Linked DNA regions of Mus musculus: region 2 is linked to region 1. Evidence: chromatin contacts called from ENCODE POLR2A ChIA-PET data. All regions are on one chromosome and are shown on one strand. The core of a region is the stretch at or near the end of the contact, and the rest is flanking DNA. Distances in the headings are between cores, read along the strand shown. Region 1 holds the start of Adpgk (ADP-dependent glucokinase). Region 2 holds the start of Pkm (pyruvate kinase, muscle).

Region 1 (4,898 bases), core at 1,606-4,105:
GGACACAGACCTTGTTTTTGAAGAGACAGTCTTGAGATTCTTTCTTCCCCGTCTTGTCTCTTTGGAGGTTTTGTTTTGTGGTTGTGTTTTTTTGGTTTTTTTTTTTTTTTTTTTTTTTTTTTTTTTGACCTTTAAAGTTCTGTTCTTATCTTGGCTGGCAGGGCTCCTGGCATCAGCAAACACCTGATTAGAGGGCAGTATCTAGAAAGCTGCTTGGACGAGACCTCAGAGACCCTGAGCTGTGGAAAAGGTTAACCCAGCCAACACAGGGGCCTTTTGCTCCAAAGTAGAAGCAAACTTGCCCCTCAAAACCTTTCAGATCATGGGGGTGGGAGTGGGGTGATGTGGATTGGTGTTCTGATGGGCTCTGCTATTTCCTGTTTAAATCCTAGATGTGCTTTTATAGCCTTCTGGGTCAGGGTCTTGGGTGGAACACCTGGGGCCTGTGCTGCTCTCTGAATTCTCTGGAATGAAATTGCTTTTTCGCTCTCTCATTTTAAGGTCCTAGGAGAGAAAACCAATAGCAAAGGCCATGTCTGGAAGTAATTTGGGTTGGGGGAGGGGTAGTCATGAGGCTCCTGCTGCTCACTCCCTTGTTCTCTCTCTCTCTCTCTCTCTCTCTTTCTTCCTTTCTTTTTTTGTTTCACTCAGGCAATGAAGCCTTGTCTGCTTACTCAGGACTGCTCTGCATAATTGTCCCCTAGAAAAGCAACTGGCTAGTAAAACATTCCAGATGCCAAACAGATAATCTGAAATGACTGCTGTTCATTAAGGAATCAGTTCAAGAAGGACTGTAGTTCCCTGCGCCCTGATAAACTGGGAGAGGACATCAAGACTGCTGGGACTGTGTATGGGGTCAGAAGTCTCACCAGGCTCTGTGAGGTGTTGCTGCTGTCTCTCGTTCCCCTCCGGGAGCTCTGGATTTCTTAATTTGCAGCTGGAATTGGAGTCATCTCTCATCTCCTTATCTTCCCCAATACAAACTCACATTGACTGACCCAATGAGGAAGAGGCCCAGATCATCCCCCCAAAACTACCCGACGAGATCCAGCTTGCTAGCACAGGCCACAGAGTCACCCACACCACAGCTGTACTTTTACATGAGAAATAAACTTAGATTTAACTTGCTCCAGCTCTTGCTAGTTAGCCTCTAAGACTAAACAACAAAAGGTTTTGCAAGCCTGGAAAGACTCAGCAACAGCTTTGCAAGGGATCTCCACACTGATGGGGAGTCGTCCCCTCATCTTCCCAGATGAGTGTGTTCTTATAGTTCAGCTGCCTCCGCTCCTCCCAAAACTGATCTTGGGAATTTATATTTAATGGGCTTTAGCCAACCTTCAAACACATGTGACTTTGCCAGTCCACCTCCCAAATCAATTAATCACAGACACCTGGTACTGGTTCTCAGTAAACAGAGGCAAAAAATGCTTCTGTTTACAGACACTCTGTAAAGTGTCTGTCTAGAAGGTATAAGACCTTCCCTTCCTCCCTGAGCACCAGACACAGAGATACACATTTGTAATTCCAGGAGCTAGAGGGAAGAGGATCAGAAGTTCAAAGTTGGGGCTGGAGAGATAGCTCAGCGGTTAAGAACGCTGACTGCTCCGGGGGTCTGAGCGAGAAGAAAAAAGTGTCTGGGGACAGCTACAGTGTACTTACATATAATAAATTAATAAATCTTTTTAAAAAAAGTTCAAAGTCACCCTTGACAACGCAGTGAACTTGAGGCTAGTCTGGGCTAGTAACCAGTCTCTGGCCAGTTAACAGCTGAGAGCCATAACAGAAACACTTTGGATACTGGGGGTGGGGGTGGGAGATAACGTCCAAGATCAAAGCCAGGGAAACACATTTCTATTAACAAGTTCAAAAATTATAGACAGAGTAGAAAATTGGTCAGGAGCTAGCAGAACTAGCAAAATAGAAATAGGCCAGGCTAGATGAGGCTGAGAATGAACTGGACATCAAGCCTAGCTTTCCTGCCTCTTAACCTACCCTCTCACATAGAACCGTCACATCAAAGGAGGAAGGGCTGGATTTCTGTAGTATCACCCGGAACAACTAAACCAGGATTTAAAAACTCGAGTCTATAGTCCTTCCATACTGTACACATGATTGTATCCCTTTGCGGCTTACTCTGGGGTTGTTCAAAGGAACACCACCTCCGAAAGGGTTATCTAAGGGGTCTGAGTGTTAAATCTGATCTCTAGATTGAACAAGATCGCTTCAGTCTTAGCGGAAGCCTTTGACTAGCTGAAAATCTCAAGAGGTGGACTCCCCGTGCCCAGCACCACTAGGGTCTGAGCAGATTCCTCTCGCGGGAAGCCCTTCCCATCGTCGTGCACCCTCCGCCTCGCCACTGCACCAGACTTAGAAAGGAACCGGCCTAGTAAAACCATGGAGGTCAAACACTGGCGGAGGGACGGATTAAGAGACAACAGCGTGGCTCGTTGTCAATGGGAGACCGACTACTCTAATCGCGAGGTTTGCTGCTTCTTCGTTATCTGCATGTCTTATCTTACTAGGGAAGTAAAAGTATTCTCTCGCCCCCACCCCGGACACACACACACTCTATCTCAGGCTATCAGTGAATATCGGGAAGACGTGTACGGATTGGGAACCACACTACTGCCTTTGTTCATCCAAGGACAGAATCGCACAACAGCGTCGCCCAGCGCCAGCGCCAAGACTTAAACAGAGCGAACCCCCAACGCCAGCCCTGTCGTCGTCCCGCCTCCAGCCCACCCATAGCTCCACCCATAACTGGGGCTGCAGTTCCGTCGTAGCTCCGCCCATCGGGAGGAAGAGCCTGTGGCGCGCGGGTGTGACGTTACGCACGTCTACGTCAGCACGCGCCCAGCTGGGAGGAGGCGCGAGCCGAGAAAGGATCCTGTAGCCACCGGTGCGGCGGTGTGTGCACATGGCGCTGTGGCGCGGCTCTGCGTGCGCCGGCTTCCTGGCGCTGGCCGTGGGCTGCGTGTTCCTGCTGGAGCCGGAGCTGCCGGGCACGGCGCTGCGCTCGCTCTGGAGCTCCCTGAGGCTGGGACCCGCGCCAGTGCCCGTGGGACCTCTGTCCCCGGAGAGCCGGCTGGCAGCCGCTTGGGACGCCCTCATCGCGCAGCCCGCCCGGCGCTGGCGCCGCGTGGCTGTGGGGTGAGTGCCTGCGGGGCCTGCCTGCGGCTCTGGGCCTCCCCGGGAAGTGCGCGCGCTCCGGGGTCCGCCCGGGACTCGGTGGTGTCTGGGTTGCCCTCTGGGCGAAAGTGTCGGACGCGTGAGACGAGCCTTTTTCCGTCATCGCTGCAGGGATAGTCAGCATATTTCCACCCGGTTGGCCCTGCTCCCTGTAAAAGCAGCTCTCATAGCTTCTTAGAAATTCAACTCAGCCTGTCACTTGTAATTTTTGAGGTTACTCTGTTGTCTGTCTTCCAGCCCTTTTTTGCCGACTGTTCTCAGGTGGCCACGATGGTTTTCCTATTTTTTTAGCACTCTTCCTAACGTACTTAAAGCTAAATGCTTCTGTCTCTAGCTGTTGACTTTACGTCATCCGGTCTGAAGACCACTCTACTAAGACTGCTCATTTTCATATTCAACATTTTTTGTTAAGGATTCCTTACCAGAACTCTGCGCCTTTCGCGTTTAGCACGCCCTTCTCGAAACTACCTTCTTCCCCATACTAAGTGATAGTTCATATTTTTAAGGTTCTCTCAAATCACAGTATCTCCTTTCTTTGTGAAACTCACAGAAATGTATCCAATTTTTTTTACACTAACCTTAGTCCCTCTTCCAGTTAGGCTTGGCTTTCTTGTCTTGTCAAGGGCACTATGCATCAGCGAGTTTTTTAGTATGTTTTTCTTTAGGTTAGAGTTGGTTTTTTTTTTTTTTTTTTAAATGTTGCTTCTGTTGTTCCTTTTTGAACTACAGCCTCCTTGGCTGGTCTGGAACGTAAGTAGATCATTAGAACATAGATCATTATCTGATCTGTTTGCTTCCTTTTTCTTTCTTTCTCTTGTCTTTTTAGTTTAGTTTTATTTTTAAATTATTCTTCTTTAAGACAGGGCTTCTCTGTGTAGTCCAGGCTCTCCTGGAACTCACTCTGTAGACCAGGCTGACCTCGAACTCTAAGGACCAGCTGCTTCTGCCTCCCTGGTGCTGGGCTTAAAGACCTGGCTTTATCAGGTTCTTGATCATCTTTCTTGGAGCTATGTCAGGTGTGTGCTGGGCTCTGAGGGCATATGTATGGAAGAAGTCAGGTCTGTGCTGCATTTTTTTGGAAGCAGCTTGAGCAGCTACAACAGAATAACTCACACTAGTTGCTTAGAACAACATAAACTTTCTGTGACTGGAGACCGATAGTTCCAGATCAAGGTGCCAGGGTGATTTCTAAGGAAGCTGATGCTGGGGGTGCCTTTCTTCTTTCTTCCTACCTTGGAGCCAGTCAGCTTCTCGTGCTCTCACATGCCTTTTACTGTATAGTTCTCCAGAGTGATGTCTTTTTCTCTTATATGGACACCATTCCTGTTGGATTAGGGGCCACCTACTTAACCTTAATTGCTCCCTGAAAGACCCTAAGTCCAGATACAGTCACAGTGGGGATTGGCGTTTGTCTTAGTTACTTTTCTATTGCCATAACAAAACTACAGCTAAAGCAACTTGTAGAAGAAAGAGTTTATTGGGGGCTTACAGTTTTGGAGGATGAGTCCATGACCATCATGACAGGGAACGTGACGGCAGGCATGATACTGGAGCAGTAGCTGAGAGTGTATATCCTTATTCAAAAGTAGGAGTAGCGTAGCTAACTGGAAAGGGCGTGGGCTTTTGAAACTTCAAAGCCCACCCCCACTGAAACTTCTTCCAAGAAGGCTACACCTAATCCTTCACAAACAGTTACACGAACTGGGGAG
Region 2 (4,898 bases), core at 744-3,243, 370 kb after region 1:
TGTCCTCAAGTTACTTTTAACGGACTGTACATGTTAAATTATAGGTATAGTCTATAGGGCTAGTGATTAAACTAGAACAAAGATAAGATACAACCTAACTATGTACTCCTCTATACCATGCCGATTTCTCAGCAGAAGCAAGATAGTAGGAAGTTACTGTGACACATTCTGTCATCTAATGAGAACACTTCCCATAGACCCCATTTGTGTAACTGTCAGATCATTGAAGCCTGCAGATGAAGAGCAATTCTTGGCTAGCACCAATTCTCCAGTTTAATGGATATTCATGTCAGTCTGGGTCCATATCCAGATTGGCCTGGAGTTCTGCCTCAGTCCCTAAGTGTCAAGGTCACAGACTTAAGATCACCAAGCTTTGTATCTAGATTTGTGGTGATGGTAGAGTTCATTAATGCATGTGTGCGTGCATTCCTCTGTGTGTGTGTAAAAGAGGAGAGGAGAGAGAGGGAGGGAGAAAAAGAATGAATATGAATCTATAACCGAAACCCTGACCTGCGTGGGCCTAGATCTGTGTGGCTCAGACTGACTTTGGCCTCTTGAGCGTTGGAATTACAGGTGTGAGCTACTCTGCTTGACGCACAGTATGCACAGTGGACCTCAACATGAGTAGATAGATAACTGTCACCCTGTTGAACACTATGGTTCTTTTGTGTGTGTGTGTCCAAGGCACAAAGAGGTCATTTCTTCTACCCCCTTCTCTTGCAGAAAGGAATGATTTCCTCCACAGATATAACCTCCCCCTCCCCAACTTCATGTTCTTTCCACCATAATAACCAAGCATTTACTTCCCTAAACTAAGGGGACCAAGGGGACTTATAGAAGAAACTAAAAAACTTTATTTCACTACAAATTGCATTTATGTTACCCTTCCCTCTAATCAAAACTGACCGAAAATGGGATGAAGGCCTGTGATTCAACTACAAAGAAGTGTCTGCTTGAAATGGTCACACCCATCTTTTACCAAGAAAAACAAAAGAACAAAACAAAACCAAAAAAAATCCAAAACCTAAGGTACAGTCTTCCCATTTAGAATGTGGCAACATTGTATCTGCTTTCAAAACTCTGCGGAATGAAGACTAGTGTTAACAGTTGGGAAATTAGAAAATACTTTGTAGGGAAAAAATTGTTAATGCCTCCAATACTACAAATTTAAATACATACACGCCTGAGTCAAAAACCAGTGTTGACTCCTGCATAGATAATGGCTACACGTAGGTCCAGTTCTGCACTAATTACCTTGGATTGGTTTGCTGCGTCCAGGTCCAGGCATTTTAAAAGTGCAGGATTCGAGACTCAAAGTATTAACATGGGTCCAATCTAGCCCTCCTTATTAGGAGGTCGCGCTCACGTTCCAAAGAGAGACTTAAGTTCTTCCTACCCAGCCTCTAAGTCTGGAACCCTCTAGGAGGCAGCCCAGACCTTCCACCACTCTCTTGCTCCCATCACCCCAGCTTCCCGTTCCGCTCAGCCTCAGAGGGTGTACTGGGGCGGGCGCCGGGAGGGTGGAGAGTCTCCGGGCGGGGCTGGAGGAATGTCCGTGGACCTATAAATCTGGGCACCGCCCTGGTAGGCCAGGGCAGATGGGGAGACCTGGGCAAAAGGCCAAAAAGGGAACATTTTGTAGCCGATCTAAAGCAACAGGTGGCGGTGGCGCCCGGGAACCTAGGGGTGGTGGTGGCGGCGGCGGCGCTGGCCCGGTGGGCGGGCCTTGCTCCCTCACCACTTCCCCATTGGTCAACAGGATAACCCTTGAGCAAATTTGGTCTACGATGTCCTTCCGCCACGGAAGGTAGTCCTCCTCAAAAGGGCAACCTGCTTGTCCCGCCTACCCTGAGCTTCTCTCAGGAGGTGCGGGCGCCCCGTTGAGAGGCGGGGCGCCGCCGGCCGCAGCCCGGATTGGGCGAGGGGCGGGGCTGCGGAGGGATTGCGGCGGCCCGCAGCTGTGATAACCTTGAGGCCCAGTCGGCGCAGCCCCGCACAGCAGCGACTCGTCTTCACTTGACTGACGTCCGCTCTAGGTATCGCAGCAGGAACCGAAGTACGCCCGAGGTGAGCGGGGAGAACCTAAGCCATCTGTCCCCAGAGCCGATGCCCACTGGTGTGTAACGCAGGCCTGCCTGCCCACGCGGGACTCAGGCGCCAGGCATCGAGCATCCCACTCCGGGTTGGGGAGGAGCCACACTTGAGTCCAAGTCTTAATCCTCCAAATTGAGGGTGGCCGGCTAGCTCCTTTCCCACGGTCTCATTCTGCTCTCTCTTCCATCTCAATCTGGTTCCAGCCTCTTATCTTACTATTGCTATCCTCGCCACCCTGTTCTCGCCCTGCTCCGATGCTCGTCCTCCTACATCCACTACGACTTACGACCTTCCTCTTAGCTCTGTGCCCTCATAATTCGGTGCCCTCCTCTTAATCTCTACTTGAAATAATTCCCCTACTCACCCCACCCCCACCCCCCATTCAGCCTCCGCGTTCATCCTCCTTTCAGGTCAGCGTTCTCTTCCCGCGCCAGTGTTCGCAGCTCTTCGTCGCCCCTCCCCCCTCCGATCCGGTCACGTCCGCGCCGCAGCATCCTTTCAACCTCCATATCCTCGCCCCTCCCCCTCGCAGCTTTTCCCCTCCCCCCGCATTCTAGTCACGTCCGCGGACTCCTCGTGGTCCGGTGCATGGAGGTAGGATGCAGTCACTAGCGGTCCTTGGTAATGCAGCTACAAGTTACGTAACTTTTGTATTCCCGGTGGCCTGGCAAGAAAGGTTGGCCGCTATTGCTGCCTGTTTTGTGTGCCCGCAGATTTTTGGTGGTGGGCACGGGCCCTCATTGCTCTCGCGCTCCATCCTGCGGCGGAGGGGCGGCACGTACTGCGATGCGTCTGATTAATCGGTCATGCTGCTCCCACGTGCTGGCGAGGGGGAGGGTGGGCGATCAACCCATACCCGTTCCCGACAGAAACTGGAGCCCGACGCTACCAGAACACACATAGCCCACAGAGCTCGGTCTAATTAGGGAAGCAGATTTTGTCAAGTCAGTGCTATGAGGAAGATGGGGCTGCATGCACAAGGTGGCCGGCATACTGGTTTTGAAAAAGCCGGGCATCTTCTAGTCTGAAGGCTATAAAGACCCAGTAAATACCCAGTCATAGTAAGATAAGAGCTCGACCACTTTTTCCAAATCCAGGACACTGGTAGTTTGGAAAAAGTGAACCTTATAGTGAAAATCCAGTCGTGCATGGAGGCAGCTAGGTTTTGGAATCCGGTGTGATCTATTAATATTCTTAGGTTTGGCCTCTGGTCCTGTGTCACTCCAGGCTGCTAAATTACTGGTCTCCTTGTAAGTACGGGCCATCCTCGATGTAGTGACTAACCTCGGGTGAAATATCCAGAAGGGCATGCATTATATCCTTTTGGTCAATGAATGAAGTAGTTACCTTGAAGGCTACCAACTTGATTCTGTCTCCTTACTATTTTTATGCACATTAGGGGTAAGCTTGGGGAGGCAGGTAGGCTCTGAATACCCAGTATGCCCATGGAAACAAATTCTCTCTGGAATCCCGTCAGTGTTTACAAAGTAATTAATGTTACATTGCAGCTCTCCTGAGAAAGAGCTATCTAAAGGGAGAAATCTGTGCAGCCTTTGTCTTTGGCTGTGAGGGTAGAAACAAAGAAACAGGTACCCAGATAGAAGCCTTCCGGTCCTCTTTGTTCAAGTAAGCCTTTTATGCCTTCTGGCTTGTAGGAAGTTTGGTACTGTTGCCCCAACAGTGGGGTGGGGGGGCTCAGATCAAGACTCAAGGAAGCATTGTTAGCAAATAATTTGCCCTCTGATGGCCTGATTATGCTGTAGGAAAGGCAGTGAGGGTGTTCTTTGGGAAAGTAGTGTAAACCATCACCGGGTCTGGGCAAGATGACTCAACCTTTCAACTTTGCGGCTTTTGAGAAAATTTTCTTCCTTGGGTGAGTGAGGGGACCACACTTGTTCTCTGAAGTGTTGTAAGGTTCCCTCTTTTTTAGTGAGTCAAATAGCGTGCATTTTCCCTGAATTAAACATGTCTCACTCAGACTGAGTGTGGTGGTTCAGCTTTAATCCCAGTACTTGGGAGGAAGGCCTGTGAGCTTGAGAACATGGAGCGGGTGATACCCTGTTTCCAGAGGTGGCGGGTATCACCTAAATGAAGGTGACCATAAGAGTGGAAATGTGGAGTGGCTGCTTCTAGACGGCATATTTTCATTCTTGAATGATTGGCACAGCAGCTTTTCATAGAACAACCAGTATCCAGATTGGCAGTTTCTCTCGAGGCATTTCTGAATTATTGCTTAAGCCAAACTATATGAATACTAATCACTTATTTAGTACATAGCTATTTTCATTTTAAGCATTATATTTTAAATTATTTAATTTGTAGGGAAATTTGTTAAGAACTGTTTGCCAGCACTCAGGAGGCAGAGGCATGCAGATCTGAGTTTGAGGCCAGCCTACTCTACAAAGTACCAAGACATCCAGAGCTACACAGAAACCCTATTTTGGGAGTGGGCTTTGGTGGAAATGTATCTCAACCAGGTATAATGGCCCTTGATCCCTTTATTCCCGGTGTTCTGGAGGCAAACTGGCAAATGACTTTGAGTTTAGTCCAGCCAGTGAGTGACTTGGCACATTTCATAGCTGACTCCAAACAGATTTATGGGGGCTGGGTATGCCATCTGTGTTATATGAACGTGTTGGTCACAGGAAACGCTATTTTATTTCTTAAAGCTGTTAATTGCTTAATATTGAGTGGAAGGGATGAGGAAGCGGCTATGGACAGAAAGGTAGAAAAAGCGTTTCTTGCCTTAAACTCACATTGGGTTTTTAGCATCTTTAGCTTTTTTGCAGCAAGTCGACACGAGT

The links. ChIA-PET counts read pairs that join two places held with the same protein, here RNA polymerase II (POLR2A).
Region 2: POLR2A ChIA-PET joins it to region 1 with 34 read pairs in embryonic stem cell. The contact joins the promoter of Pkm here to the promoter of Adpgk in region 1. POLR2A ChIA-PET finds 5 or more read pairs at or near these places in 4 of 5 experiments (Patski and embryonic stem cell).

What each region holds. Positions count from the first base shown.
Region 1 is chr9:59,288,717-59,293,614 of GRCm38, forward strand. It overlaps Adpgk (ADP-dependent glucokinase), which reads left to right and starts at 2,856. Exons shown (of 7, transcript NM_028121.2): 1 at 2,856-3,150. The coding sequence starts at 2,918.
Region 2 is chr9:59,654,583-59,659,480 of GRCm38, forward strand. Pkm (pyruvate kinase, muscle) reads left to right here and starts at 1,994. Exons shown (of 11, transcript NM_011099.4): 1 at 1,994-2,067. It overlaps Gm51708 (a long non-coding RNA gene), which reads right to left and starts at 1,324. Exons shown (of 4, transcript XR_003948336.1): 1 at 1,255-1,324.